Linked DNA regions of Homo sapiens: region 2 is linked to region 1. Evidence: chromatin loops called from intact Hi-C (ENCODE). Cell type or tissue: ovary. All regions are shown on one strand.

Region 1 (8,000 bases):
AACGCTTCCTCTATGCTAGACAGTAAGCTACTCACCATAGCTAAATGTTTTTCATAGATTATTTCATGTAATCCTCACCTGGGCTAAGTTTTATTAAACTCTATTTTACAGACAGCTTAGCAAGCTTCAGTTACATGTTCAAAGTCACAGAACTGGCAAATAGCAGAGGCAGGTTTAGAAAAGAAGCCAACCTTACTCATAAGCATGGGTTCTTTCAAATAAGGTATATACGTTTCCCAACTGAAAGATTGCCTCTAAGCAGTTTCAATTCAATTTTAAGCAGTGGTTCTCAGCCTTGAACTCTTTTGCCTCCCACCCCAGGGAACATTTGGTCATAGCTGGGGATATACTTGGTTGCCACAAATTGTCATACAGTGCTACTGGCATCTGATGAATTGAGGGATGCTACTAAACATTCCACAGTGCTCAGGACAGTACCCCACAACCAAGAATCATCTGGTCCAAAATGCCAACAGTGCTGAGGTTGAGAAATCCTGATTAGGAGGATGGTGGATTTTTAAAGCCACTTCCTAAAAAGCAGGTTGTTGTGTCTATACCTCACTTATGTGCACATTATGTCCCATCACAGATGACAGCAGCCTTCTGAATCTAACTCCCTACCCCCTGGTGAGAAGACGGAAGAGAAGGTTCTTTGGGCTGTGTTGTCTCATCTCAAGCTAGGTGGCTCCTCCTGGAAACCCACTGAGAACATCTGAAAAAAAATCACAAAACCCGAGGACCTCCAGACAGCTGAACCACACAGTTATTGGTTTTTGACTATGTTTTCTATGCTTCCTTATTACTTTTATCTGCCTCCCCCTGCCCTTTTAAATGATTTTACACTTGAAAGCAGCTGCCGTCAAGAAAAAAAAGAACAGATTCAAAAACCAGGCTGTTTTTAAAAGGGAATTTTAAAGCTGACATTGTGCATGTCTGCTCCAAACCACGCCATGACAGATGCAAGAATTATGATTTTTAAATTATTTAAAGGTTTTTTAAATGTATTATACAGAGGAAAAATATTTCACATATAATAGTATATCTATAGCTCTTGCTGATCTCATGTTAAAATTTATCGTATATGAAAGAAGTCTTTAAACATAGAAATCTATTTAAAACTGAAAAACTGTGTTCAAAAATCCAATCTATCAATATCATTAGAAATAATATTATAAGCAAACATATACCACCTCACCTATTGCTTTCTCTGCACTCATTTACATTTAGTCTTCCATTCTGTCAGAATCTAAGAGCTTCAACATAAAAGTATCTTAATTTATAAAGCAACAAAAACCACATATGAAAAGTACTAAAATTTTGTAAATACACAATAATCCTAATACCTTCGTACAAATGCATATGGGCAACTAATTTCTTTTTGATCCAATGATGTCTTTTTCAGCTTCTTGGAGAATGAAGTAATCCAGTTAGGAAATGGTGTAGTAACATATACAATTGCCCTCAAATGTAAAATCAAATATTATTACATTTTGTTCTAATTGAAATCTGAAGCATGGTGTCTGCACATCAGCATAGTGTTAAATCTTATAGGGCATGCTGGAATTAGCTCAGATTATAAAAATATTTAACATTTTACATTGTTAATAAAGTTTTTTAGTTAAGCTAAGCTTGTCTCATTTTAGATGACTATGCAGATAAGATTTTTCCAACGTGTACTTGGTGTCTTGTCTTATGCTTAGACTCTTGAAAGCAGGACACATTAAGCAATACTATATTTTAGAAAGGAGGAAGCCACATGCTTTGTTTTTCTGCTCACAGCTTTGTTGTGATCTTCCTTCACTAAACTTGTAACATGGTACAAATTTTGTTATACCGTCTCCTGTTCTTCCTTTGGCCCATTTCCCAGACAGAATTTCCCATGGGTTGAGAGATCAAGTCTTTGCACTTTTTTTCTTGTTTTCCATAGTCTGAAAAACCTTCAAGTCAGACAGGAGGCACCAGTGTCCAGTACAATAGAAGGATGAGCTAGATGCCGATAAGTGGTTTATCCAAGACACATCTTTAGTCCCAACCCTGTTCTTTACCAATACTTATGTGCACAGGCATTTATATGTATACCAATATTTTTACCTAAAAACTAAATATATTAAGGCCTTTTGCTTTAGTGAAGATGAACTACTGTAATAATTATTGTATTAGGTTGAATTATATGAAATTTCCTATATGTGACTGTTTTGACCTACAAAATGGCAATTTCTTATAGTTCACCCTAATATCCAATGTGGAAATTATACTTGGAATTGTCTTCTAGCTCTTTTGATTGAAAGTGAAAGAATTAAAGGGTTGGAAGAGAACGTTATACAGGTCTCTATTTAGATCATACCAGCTGGTTTTTGGCCTTATTCTTTGAATCTAGAGTTGTGTTCCAAGGAACCAGTAATTAATGCATGGTTATAGGTATACCTGGCTTCAAAAAAAAGAAGTAGCCGTGGAAAGCTATATGAGAAAATCACAATTTTCTGAATCAAATATTTGTAAAACAATTTGGCTATTTAAAGACTCTTAGGGTAAATACTCCCTGGAAAAGCAAGCAATCCAGACTTATCTGGTCTGCAAACCTTGATTTCAGCTTAATATCCTTTCCTGAATCTAATTCATTTTCACCCACTAAGGTCATTTCATTTAAGATCCATTGTTTTTGAAATTTTGAAGTAGCCCAGTTTGGCAGCTCTCAGCACCTGCCTCTGCCCTCTCCTATACTTCAACTATATTGAACTCTAGCTTCAATCTAGTTCCTACTAATCCATGCAAAAGTTATTAACTGATAAGCCCAATCTTGTTCAGCACGTTCTTCTAAATGCCTGACCTAAATAACTTCTGCTTGGTTAACTTGTGTTCATTCTCACCTTAGCCTCAGTGTGAAAGTAACACTTACCTTCTGTGCAATTGTCCTTTGTACAACTGAAGACTGTTAATAAATTCAGGTCTCACCTCCATGTCTGAAAAGGCTATAGTAGCTATTCATGGAGATGGGAATTTGTCTAATTACCTAGCCAGAGTTTGCATATTTAAGGTAATATATTCAGCTACCGTATCTTTTATTCATAGTGCCTGTTTTCCAGCCTTTGATCAGTTTTGTAGTTCCCGTGGATAAACTCCAAGATCTAAAGATCCTCTTTCAGTAGCATATACTAAAATTAAGTTTAGTGCTCAAAACCCTGGTAACCTACACTGGCCCAAGGTTACAGTAGGTAATTCACCGTCTCACATTAGACAGGCCAATGCATCCCTTAGGAGCTGCCCCACTCTCCTCTCACCTACCAAAGGATTTTCTCAGGTGTGGTTCCAAGCGATAAAGTTCTACTGTCTCGGCTTCCTGCTGGTAATTCGCTTTCAGATTAGCAATAACACTGAGCTGATCTCTAGGGTTAAGAAGAGAACATTGAACTCATTTTGTCGCATGTACCCACAGGCTTGAAACAGAAAATGATGTAAACTTTTGTGGCATACATTCACCCATTTTCCCACCATATCTTTACTATCCTGTGTTGATTTTTTTTTCAAATTACAAAGACAATACATGTTCTTTGTGGGAAATCTGAAAAATACTACCAAATAGAAAATAAAAATCACCTGAATTCCACCACGACCACATTGTTTAAAACCACATTTCTGGGTTTTAAATCAGTCAGTGGCTGGGCCCAAAGGCACTTTTGGGTAAGATAAGTGAAGAAATGCCCACAAGGCCAAGGTGTCACTTAAAAAAACAAACAAAAAAAACAAGCCAGAAAAAAAAAATTCTGTCCGCTAATGTTTTGCACGCATCTAGGAGCAGACTCACTGCAAACCTCTGGTTATGCCATTATTCAGGGGTATAAAGAAAGCTTTAGAAGTAGCATAGTCCTGATGCCTCCTCTAATGAGTTAAAGCTCTTGGGGGAAATTCTAAAATTGCCAGACCATTTTGTTTCTCTGTGCTCCTACGAAACCAGTCGGGATACTGAGTGTTTGGCAATACTGCCACCTACTGAAAGCTGAGCTTCAGAGTGAGGTGAAATAAAGACAGAATGTAAAAGCATCTACTTTGTTTTAAACAGCAAACAAATGGACCAGATTAACAATGATCCCATCTGGAATTTAAAACTCTGAAAGTGTCAACATTGAAAGGATTAAGCATATCATCCGGTCAAACTTCCCACCCTACCCACATACCCAGGCAACGTCTATCATTTCTTTGTCTTAGGAATGTCACCAAATACAAAATGCTCAACTTTCAGGTAACCATAGGTAGGATGAGAAAAAGCTGTGATACTATTGGCCTCAGGATAAATTATTAGAATTAAATATATAGACCATAATAGACCTAAGAATATAAAAGAATTGGGTATATTATAAAAATGACATTTCAGATCTATCAGAAAAGTTTGGATTATTAATTTATATTGGGATAGCTGGTTAGCTATTTCTTGAGAGAAATATTAGACCTATACCTCATAATTTTTATCAGAATAAATTCCAGATGAAATAAAGATTTACATATTCAAGCACATAAATAAACATACAACAAGACTAGCAGGCAATGTGAATGGATATTTATATAATTTTAGTGTGAAAGAAGCCTTTCTTTGAGTGACACCAAAGGAAAAAAACAGAAAGAAAGGATGGATGGAATTTGACTGATTAAAAATGCTAAACTCCTATATAGTAAAAAATAACAAACCAAATTGAGAAAACAATATATGCTACAAAAAGTATAGATCTCAAATACATATTAAGAGCTTAAACATCACTACTTTTGGGACATTTCCATGATCTACAATCCCCTTCTCAACCAAGTGTTTCCATTTCATTCTTTCCTTATTGAACGTTTTCATTATTGCTTGTTTAATTGCCTGTTTATCCCTATTAAATTGGAAGTATAAGAAGGCAGCAACCATGTCTATTTTGCTTATTGTTGTATCCATAACACCTAACACAGTGCTACACAAAGCAAATGCTGAAAACATACTTATTGAATGAGTGAATAATGAATGAATAAATGACATTTTATAATTCAAGGAGAATCAAACTTTCCAACAGAAAATTGGACCAAGAACACAAACTGGCAATGCACAATAAACTAAAATAACCTACTAATAATAAATATGAAAAAGTGTTTTAATATACTAGTAATAAAAAATGCAAGTTAATATGATATATTCCTTTTTATATGTCAGAAAGGCAAACGGTATAAAGAATTAAAATTCCCAGGGACAAAAAGGAAGTACAGAAATAAACCTCTTACAGAGTCAACAGGAATGTAAATTGATTCCACCTTTCTGAAAAAATATTTTGGTAATATAGTTTTCCTGCATGCCTAGTAATTCCACTTTAGGGAAATTCTCCTTTAAATGGGTCAGAAAATAAAATGAGCTAAGATGTATTTATTCATTATTCAAAAAGTATATGCAAGAAAGGATGTTTATAGCAGCATTATTTGGATAAGCAGAAAAATGTAAATAAGCCTACTTTATAGGGTTGGTTAAATATGGTACATCCTTTCAATGGAATACTGTGTACCAGTTAAGAATAAGCACCATATGTGTATTTATTGAAATGTACAAGCTATATTGTTAGATGAAAAAGGAAGTTATAGAGGAATATTTATAGTACGATCCCTTTTTAAAAATATATGTATGCATGTGTGCATTAAAGAGTCTGAAAGGATACTTGCCAAAGTGTAAAAGCATTTATCTCTGGGAGGTGAGATTTGGAGCAATTATATTTTCTTTTTGCATATCTGTAACTTCTAATTTTCCACAATGAGCATGTAGTGTCTGTAAAATTTTTCAGGGAATAAACAATGATGTTCACAATATATATTAAATGAAAAACACATGTTATAAAACAGTATGTATAGTATGACACAATATTTGTAAAAAAGAAAATTATATATAAATATATCTATGTATGTATATATATGCATAAGAAAGCTAGAAGGACATACACTAAAATGTTAATAGTAGTTATGGGTAGTGGGATTATGGGTGATTATTTTTTCTTTTTGCTTTTCTGTGTTTTCTAATTTTTCTACAATGAACATGTATTACTTGTGTAATAAAAACTAATAATAAAAGTTTTAAAAAATGAATATGTGAGAGGGACATTTTTGACTCACTACTTGTCTTCATCCTCTTCCCCACCCTATTCCCATCCCCTCCTTGGCTTATTCTTTGTCAAAATATGGGCAGTGGGGATATGGAGAGGAAACAACAGGGCGCCAGAGCTTTTGAGAATAGAAGAGACAGAGAGACACAAAGATGGGTGAGAAGGAAAGAGAGAGAAAGGAAGGAAGGGCCTGGAAAAGAAGGTAAGAGAGAAACAAAACCTGGTAAGTGAAGTCACTAGAGGAAGGAGTAAAACAGATTTAGAAACTTTTTCACTAACAAGAGCAATGTCTTTAAATTTAGCTCAGGGTTTCTGATAGCTACAGCAAGAAAAAGAAATACATTAAGTTAAATAATTTTGTTTTCTAATAAAAGGATACACACACACACACACACACACACACGCACACACATACCCCTACATTCCTGGAGAGATATCTAGAAATGAAATTCTGACAGGAATGTATCCCAAGAAGGTTTTCAAGGGGCAAACTGTTGTGGTCCAGCTGGATGCCAAGGGCTGTACAGTACAGCTTGGAGTTCATAGACTTTCATGTGAATCTCAGATGTGCTGCAACCAAGTACATGCCTATGGCTAGCAGTTCCAGTATCCATTCTCTCCTTTTCTTCTTTAGTAATAGAGAACCCAAAGACACCACTAGTCACCTAAAGTAAGACTCCCATTTCCCAGGCTCCTCTGCATGTGAGTGTGGCTGTATAACTGAATTTGGCCAGAAGTGTATGAGTAGAAGTGCACAATTTCCAGGTAACATTCATTAAATAAAGGGCATGCATTTTCGTGATCTTCTTTTCTTCCCTGTGCAATGAGAACACGAGCGTGGGAACTGAAGCAACCATGCTGGATCCAGAAATGGACACCAACTGAAGATGGCAGAGGTTCCCTATGTCAACCTAAAATAATCAAAATCTAACTTAAAGAGAGTTTCTTGAAGCCCAAGTGGGAAGATGTACCACCCAGAAACACCACCTCCAAAGGAATAGAGTCAGTGTTCGAAAGTAAGGAAATTAAGATTTCATTTCTATAGGCAGAGACAGAGGAGATTTTAGCAGAATTACCTTATTCATACAAGGTTGGCACACATAGCAATTTGCTTATAGGCAGTGTTTCTTTCTGGGAAGGGTACACTTGACACACTCTTACAGAGGGTGTAATAACCATGGGTTTTCTGTCATCTGGTCTAGGCAAAGCAGGACAACAAAGGAGAAATTAATCTAAGAGTCATTAATTAAGAAGGCAGGAGGTTTTGTTCCTGATGTTTAATTCTCTCTAGCCATTGAACCGAACGAGAAAAATAAGAAAGCAAGTTAATCTATAAAACAAGAACAGAGATTGTAACCATATTTGACTCAGATCACAGTCATATCTCTCTCAAGGCTTAAAGTATTTGGTGTTTAATTCTCTCCAGCCAATGAACTAAACAAGAAAAATAAGAAAGCGAGTTAATCTATAATCTAAGAGCAGAGATGGTAACAATATTTAACTCAGATCACAGTCATATCTCTCTCAAGGCTGAAAGTGTTTGGGGGATTCCAATAGCTCTTAAATTTTATTTATTTTCATATCTAGCAGCCCTGGGCCACCTACCTCCATCCTAATACCCACAAAAATAAATAAATAAAGTAATGTCTACCTTGTTTAAGGCATTATGAGGTGCATCTTTGTACAGAAGAGCCTGTTCACTAAATTAATTTCCATATGCCTCAGTTTCCTCATAGTAAAATGGGGATAATAACACCAACATCATAAGAGGTTCAACCAAATAACTGTCTAATTACTTGCTTAGAACTAAAGCTCTTTTATGGAGAAAAAATCAAACAAACAAAACATTGCACGATACCGTACTGGAGAACATTGGGGAAAGGAAAATCTTTT
Region 2 (8,000 bases), 460 kb before region 1:
ATTATAATTGTGATGAAATAAGGAGAAAAAAACAGGTAAATTTAATTCATAACAGATACAGTCATGCCACATGAAAAACAGATAAATACAGCTTGAGCCATATGTTTTACAACAGTTCAAATAGAGAAAAGTAATAGGACAATAAAGTCATCACATGGCAAAATGGGCATTTAAATCTCTAAGCTGCACTGAAGTCAGAACCATGTTCAGGTTGCAAGTGATAAGAACTTCTGCCACATTGAATTGATGTTCTTAATCTGACCTCATCCAATTTCATGACTCTAAGTACCATCTATAGGGTGTGTCGCCAAACATTGTATCACCGCCCTAGTTTTCTCCTCTGATCTCCTCTTTGGTATATGTGCAACAGGCATCTCAAAGTAAACATTTCCAAATAATAACTCTTGTTCTCTCTACCTTCACTCATCCAGCCTGCCCTTCCCACAGACTTCTCCATCTCAGTAAATGACTTCAGCTATTAAATTTCTCAGCTACCCAGTTACCCTTCAGTGCTCTCTTTTATACCCCTCATTCAATCCATCAGCAAATCTTCTATCTTCAAAATGTACCCAGAACTGGACCATATCTCACCACTTCCATTTTACCATGCTGGTCCAAGTCATTGTTACTCCTTGCCTCCTAATATGTCTCTCTGCTCATCCCTTGCCACAACTATAGTTTATTATTCATGCAATCTTCAGAGTGATCAATGTAAATATGCATTGCCACATCTCCCCTCTATTCAAAAGTCTCCAATAGTTTCCAGTCTGATTCAGATATATTTGTCTCTGTATGTCTGTGTGTTTGCCCCTGTCTCTGTGACTCTGTACATATGTCTCTGTATTTGTGTGTCTCTATTCTCTGTATATGTCTGTGTGTGTGTGTGTGTCTCTGTCTGTGTCTGTGTCTATGACTGTACATATGTATCTGTGTGTGTCTGTCTCTATTCTCTGCATTTGTCTCTGTGTGTGTCTCTGTTTATGTATCTGTGTGTCTTTATGTGACTCTGCATGTATGTGTGTGTCTCTATGTGTATGTCTCTATGTGTATCTCTGTGTATCCCTGTGTCTGTGTATACATACATATATGTATGGGTATATGTATGTACACATGTATACCTATGTATAAAATTGCCCATCTGGCCCTGTGTGCTCTGCCCCCTCCTGTCCACACTCACCTTTCTGGCCTATGCCCTACTCTCCCTCTCAGTCACTCTGCTGCAGTGCGGCAGCCACACGGCCTCCTTGATGTTCCTCAAACATTCCAACAGGCTGTTGCCTCAGTGTTTACTGTTCTCTTTGCCACTTCCTTCATGTGCTTTACATCTCAGGGAGGTCTTCCCTGGCCTTATCTAAAATTTAAATGCCCCTTCCCCCACTCCATATCTCCATTCCAAGCTATATTGCTTGTGTAATCTTGGATTTACCTTTTCCTGTTATGTATGTCTTGTATGTCTCCTCCCGACTGTTCAATGAGGGCACAGATTTCTGTCTGTTTCACTCACCGCTGTATCTGCAGTGCCTCGTATTTCTTCCACAAAGGATCTTCTCAATAAATGGTACTTAATTTTTTAAATGCAGCTTTTCATTACACACTAGCAACTGGAAAGGCATGCAATTCTATTTCCAAAATTCATTAAACAAACGTGGTAAACATTCAGGCCAGAAGGCGGCAGCAAAGCTTCATCAGCCCAGCAACCGGCCATCATGCTGGGTCAGCAATTCAGAGGCGCAACTAATGGAAAATTAGGCAGAACAGCTTTTCACCAGGGAGTCTGAGCTGAAGGAGGTGAGGCCAGAGAACTGAGCTGGTTAGGACTGCACCCTGGCCAAAGAGCAGGGAGACAGATAGGAAGAGAGAGAAAGGCAAGGCTTGTCCAGGAGAATGAGACCCACATTAGGGGCTCACAGAATGAACATTCAGGTTGTCAGGGAACTTAATCAGGTGCCAGAAAATTTGGCATATTATCTCAGCAAACTCAGGTAAACCTTTTGGCGATGTCCACAGGGAGGTTCCCTTTCAGATAACAAGTCTATTTATCACTGTAGCTAGAATCTGGGAGCCAAAATATACCTACCCCTATTAAGACAGGAGAATTATGCCAGTCCCAACAAGTGTGTCACCAAGCCGACAAAAATAAGTAAAGTACAATCCCTAGCCTCTTGAGGATTACAATCCACGGCAGAAAAGATATGAAAGCTAATAATTAGCTTTCCCTGAGGGCCATGTTTCTTTTCACAATTGCAGTGCCACATCTCATACTTTGTTAAAGAAAAATAAAGATGGCAAGTGCTTAGGTCTAGGCTGCTGCAGAAGAAAACCAGATGTAGGAGGAACTGTGACTCTGCCTCTCATGCAGGCCTGAATCTGGAGTGTGGTCCTCCTGTGGGGTTGCACTTACTCTGGATTTTTCCAGAAAGACTGTCTATAGGTGCCTGCATGCTGTGTTCCTGTGAGGGAAGCCCCAGCTGTGTCTGTGGTGGAGTGCCAGAGGGGAAAAAGGACCCCTTCTCCAAGCCCTTTCACCATCACGGAGGCTGCCTGCCTGTTGGGGTAGAGATGTAGACTTTCCCTACTACACCCGGCACTGCAATTGTGTCTCTGCTGTCAGAAACTAACCATTAGTGGAAAGATCTGGAACTTGAGGCCTGATTTTCAGATTCTTTTGTTCCATGGGGTGATCCTTGACGTGCTGCTCTTCCCCTTCCCCTAGGGATGGGGCTTCCTGAGAGCCGGACTGCTGTGCTCGTTATTGCTCTTCTGGGTCTAACCACTCAGTAGGGCCACCAGACTCCAGGCTGGTGCTAAGGAATGGCTGCAAAAAGCCTGTGATGTGGTCCGTCTTTAGGTCTCCCAGCTGTGAATACCAGCACCTTCTCTGGTGGAGGTGGCAGGAGAGTGAAGAAGATTCTGTGAGAGTCTTTGGTTGCAGATAGGCTTAGTGTGCTGGCTTTCTTGAATGCTGATTGTGCTGGTGGTGATGTTGTCATGTGGACAGACTCAGGGCCTCTGGTTATCCAGAATACTGCAGGTGGTGGTATTAACTGTTGTTTTCTCCTTCCTGGGAGCAGGGTAATTCTGTCATGAGTTGCTGTAAAGGCCTGAGTTGGTTGGACTTCAGCCAGGAGGTGGTGCTTTCATGACAGCACCAGCTGTGATATTAGCAGTGGGATATAAGCCTCCCCTAAGTTGGCCAGGGGAGGTATTCTGGTTACTCAGGCAATGGATGGGATCATAAAGCTCCCATGAGTGTATGTCTTTTGTGTTCACCTACCAGGATGGGTAGAGAAATACCATCAGATGGGGACAGGGTTAGGAGGGTCTGAGCTCAGACTCTCCTTTGGTGGGCTTGCCATGCCACTGTGGGGATTGGGAGGGTGGTTCTCAGGCCAATGAGGTTATGTTCCAGAGAGGACTATGGCTGCCTCTGCTTAGCAGTATTGTTCACCAGGTAAGTGGGGAATAGCTAGTAGCAAAAGGTCGCACCCACCTCCCACGCAGTTGGCAAGGCTGGTCTCGCTCTCACAGTGTCCTACTGAGAGGTGACAGCGTGCTGGCAGCCCTCGCAGCCCTCTCTCACTCTCGGTGCCTCCTCAGCCTTGGCGCCCATTCTGGCCACACTTGAGGAGCCCTTCAGCCCGCCGCTGCACCGTGGGAGCCCTTCTCTGGGCTGGCCGAGGCGGGAGCCAGCTCCCTCGGCTTTCGGGGAGGTGTGGAGGGAGAGGCACGGGTGGGAACCGGGACTGTGCATGGTGCCTGTGGGCCAGCTAGAGTTCCGGGTGGGCGTGGGCTTGGCGGCCCTGCACTTGGAGCAGCTGGCCAGCCCTGCCGGCCCCAGGCAGTGAGGGGCTTAGCACCCAGGCCAGTAGCTGCGGAGGGTGCGCCAGGTCCCCCAGCAGTGCTGGCCCACCGGCACTGTGCTCGATTTCTCACCGGGCCTTAGCTGCCTCCCTACGGGGCAGGGCTCGGGACCTGCAGCCGGCCCCCACCGCCCCTCTGCCGTGGGCTCCTGTGTGGCCTGAGCCTCCCTGATGAGTGCTGCCCCCTGCTCCATGGCGCCTGGTCCCATCAACCGCCCAAGGGCTGAGGAGTGTGGGCGCATCATGGGACTGGTGGGCAGCTCCACCTGCAGCCCTGGTGCGAGATCCACTGGGTGAGGCCAGCTGGGCTCCTGAGTCTAGTGGGGACTTGGAGAACCTTTGTGCCTAGCTAAGGGATTGTGAGTGCACCAATCAGCACTCTGTGTCTAGCTCAAGGTTTGTGAACACACCAATCAGCACCCTGTGACTAGCTCAGGGTTTGTGGATGCACCAATCGGCACTCTGTATGTAGCTAATCTGGTGGGGACTTGGAGAATCTTTATGTCTAGCTAAGGGATTGTGAATACACCAATCAGCACTCTGTATCTAGCTCAGGGTTTGTAAATACACCAATCGACACTCTGTATCTAGCTAATCTAGTGGGGACGTGGAGAACTTTTGTGTCTAGCTCAGGGATTGTAAACACACCAATCAGCACCCTGTCAAAACGGACCAATCATCTCTCTGTAAAACAGACCAATTGGCTCTCTGTAAAATGGACCAATCAGCAGGATGTGGGTAGGGCCAGATAAGAGAATAAAAGCAGGCTGCCTGAGCCAGCAGTGGCAACCTGCTTGGGTCCCCTTCCACACTGTGGAAGCTTTGTTTTTTCACTCTTTGCAATGAATCTTGCTGCTGCTCACTCTTTGGGTCCACACTGCCTTTATGAGCTGTAACACTCACCGCAAAGGTCTTCAGCTTCACTCCTGAAGCTAGCGAGACCACAAACCCACCAGAAGGAAGAAACTCCGAACACATCCATACATCAGAAGGAACAAACTCCGGACACGCTGCCTTTAGGAACTGTAACACTCACCGTGAGGTCCTGCGGCTTCATTCTTGAAATCAGTGAGACAAAGAACCCACCAATTCTGGACACACTACTAACAGTGCCAAGTTTAGATCCAGGCAGCTTGCTCTCCTGAAACTCAGACGTTGCCTCAGGCCATAAACTACCCCACTTAGCAAGCAAGCACTGCTTTCAGGCCTTGCCCCTCCCCATCTGCCAACAAAGTTGGCTGTGACTCCAGCTCTTGTATTTGCAGCAGTTCCCATTCACCCCCATATCCTGTCAAAAAAGTTAGTGCCCAGTTAAAATTATTGCAAAATTCAGTTGGAAACTTCTTACACCCTGTGACCCTTCCCTAATTCTGCTGAGTGCCTTCCCTGAGGGCTTCTGTGAAATACAATCAGAAATGGCTTCCCTGCGCACAAGGTGAAGAATGGGAGTGCCTACAAGGCTCTTCCCACTGTTGCATTTACTTTTATATTTTGCACAGCTCCCTAAATCCATTCCAGCTCTAGATAAGGTTAAATCCTTCTCTGGTGATCTGTATTTTCAGATTCCTCAGCGGGAATACGTGTTTGAAGGCAGGTTTTCCCCCTTTCAGACTATGGAAACTCATAGTTGTTCATCTGTCTCATGCAATCTGCAGTGACTTGTGCTTCTTTCAAAGATCTGTGAATTCTTTAGGTTTTCCTGGTATGGTCCTGCAGTGGTTCTTGGAGCAAAAGTCCACAGTATGAATCTTCACATGCCATACTGTCCATCCAAGTAGGAGGTACATGTTAGCACTATCTCCTATCCAGTATCTTCTGCCTGTGAAAGGAAATTAAATTTTGACACCCCAAACTCATTTAGCCAAAGGGAAAAGTCAAGCTGGGAACTGGGTCATGCAAACCTGTCTCCACCTTTTGATTCCTAAATAAAATGGCTACAAGATGAAAAGCTACCCACTTTTCCCATGTTTTGCCAGCAAGGAAATTCCTGGTGAGCTGTTACAACTTCACCATGGCAATGCTAATTGATAGCTTATCTTGACAGGTGCAGTCACCCAGCCTGCCAGACACAAATGCGTATCAGATTGTCCCCCTACCCCATTTTGTCTGTATTATCTTATGTTAAGATGCAGATTCCCCACATTTTTCCTTTGCCCCTTTTGTTTAAGTGAAAACTGTGTGCTTCTCAATATCCCGCCCTTTCCCCTTTAAATTTGGAGCCCTCAAAATCATCTTCAGAGAAAGGCATAGACCTATCTCCTGTGAGCATCCTTAACTTTGGTGAATAAATCTCCAAAAATGATTGAGACTTTTCCCATCATTTGCTTCGACTGACACCCTCATCATGACTTTTCTACTGCAGGAACATCCAAATATGCAGGGATTACTTTTTCAATGTTTCTGTGGCCTTATTGCATCCCTGCCAAATCTGAGCCCCACGGACTGCCATTTCAGCTCTTCTTTCATGACACCTTTATTCCTTTTGCTTTTTGTCCTGTGACCATGCTCACTGTTCCAGTCCTGAACTTCATGTAAATCACATCAATTTACTGTTTTTGTTCCTCCTCTTGGGCTGCTGATCATTTTGAAGAAAATCTCAAAACCTACATACCCATTTCTGCCATCATTCAAGCCTCAGCTGGCTCCCTCTGACATTTTATAATCTTTTATTTTGTACTCAATTAACTACACATTCACCACTTATACTGAACATTTTTTATTTTTGCCTGTCAAATGTCCATTTCCATTTGTTTTGATAACAGCACCCCAATATTCATTTGGGTAACTATGCCTATCTCACTTTCAACCTTTGTGGACTGAGTAGGGGACTGATTCCCTTCTACACATACATACAGTTTTATGGGTGAGAAAATGATATGCAAAGGACCAACTTGCTAGTTCCTTCTCTCTGTGGGAATGAGCATGTGGTACAAGTCTCTACTGGAAGCTCAGTTCCAGAACTTTGCTGGAATTAAAGAGATATTACTTTTTGCATTGTGGTTGCTAAACTGGATGAATTTAAGCCTGGAGCTACTAGTGGCCAATCTTGCCACTACATAAACTGATTCTGCCTAAAAAGGAAGCCAGCACAGAGAAATAGAGGGAAAATGGTGAAAATAAATTGATGATGGCATCATATTTTGTTGTTAAAAACAAATAGTTCCTCTTCAAAGGGTTTCAATTCCTGGTTCTTTGTTCTATTCTAAAAGGTAATCGTACCCATTCATCTATCAGCCCTCCCTATCTCTGCTATGCCCAAACACCCCATGATGTACCATACCTGTCCTTCCCATCAAATGCCCACCCTTGCCTCCTTTGATGATGTCAACAGTAGCTTAGTTTACCCTAGATTGAAATTAGCCTAGATTGTGTGGTCCGACCCCAGCCCACAAGGGGAGGACACAGGAACAGGGTCTGCATTACAGATAAAAATCTCCTACTCTCCTTTGTTTTGCATGCTCTCCCTTGCCTCTGCCTTGCATGCAAGAGGCGCCCTTCTATAGAAGTAAATTGCCTTGCTGAGAAAACTTTTGCCTGAGTGCTAGTTTCACTTTGTGGCACCAAATATTTGTTTCTAACAATTTGGGGGCCTGCCCAGGATTCCCATTTTCCTCTGAGGAAGGGGTCTCTGGTCATCTCCCAGGGGGAGATGCGTCCCACTGCCTCACTGCAGTGGTCTCAGGGGCTAAAGATCCAGCCATCACCCACTGTGATGAATAAACCCAGACTCTCAGCAATGTGGGAAGGAAAGGCTTGCCTACAAATACCACAGTGACCAGGTAACTTCGTGCACAGACCAAGGTAAGAAAAGCCGCAGAGGGGGCAGCAAAGTATTTCCTTGGTTGTTGGGATATCTTGGAGGCTGAAAGTGTGTGTGAATGATCACTGCTTGTGGTGCTGCTTGTGTGAATGGTGATAAGTACTACTGCTGTGTGGGGTGAGTGGGTTCTATCTGCGGTTCCGTGGTCACCTCATATGGCTTAGGGCAGATCCTGCCATGGGGCTTATACCAGCACACCAATACTAAGAGGGACCTAATTTCCCACAAGGGAAGTGGCCAGATAGGACGAAGCGAATGGAAAGGAGTGCAAGAAACCTCCAGTAAAGGGGGTGAGCCTCTAGAGAAAAGGGAAGGCAAGA

The links. A loop is a pair of places that touch in the nucleus more often than their neighbours do. Peaks named below come from ENCODE experiments on the same cell type or tissue, not always from the same donor. Only the 100,000 strongest peaks of a DNase experiment are listed, where the experiment ranks them.
Region 2: a loop joins it to region 1, with 2.9 times the contacts of the local background. A loop is called at or near these places in 76 of 110 quality-filtered maps.

Annotation. Positions count from the first base shown.
Region 1 is chr5:64,608,572-64,616,571 of GRCh38, forward strand. RGS7BP (regulator of G protein signaling 7 binding protein) reads left to right here. Exons shown (of 6, transcript NM_001029875.3): 6 at 590-3,748. The coding sequence ends at 681. Among named protein-coding and RNA genes, the nearest start is that of SHISAL2B, 78 kb to the right of the region's middle. In ovary, a CTCF peak has its summit at 3,999 (motif pointing left); no DNase peak of the experiment used is centred here.
Region 2 is chr5:64,146,363-64,154,362 of GRCh38, forward strand. No RefSeq gene overlaps it. Among named protein-coding and RNA genes, the nearest start is that of RNF180, 15 kb to the right of the region's middle. In ovary, a CTCF peak has its summit at 1,682 (motif pointing right); DNase peaks (open chromatin) are centred at 1,699 and 3,569.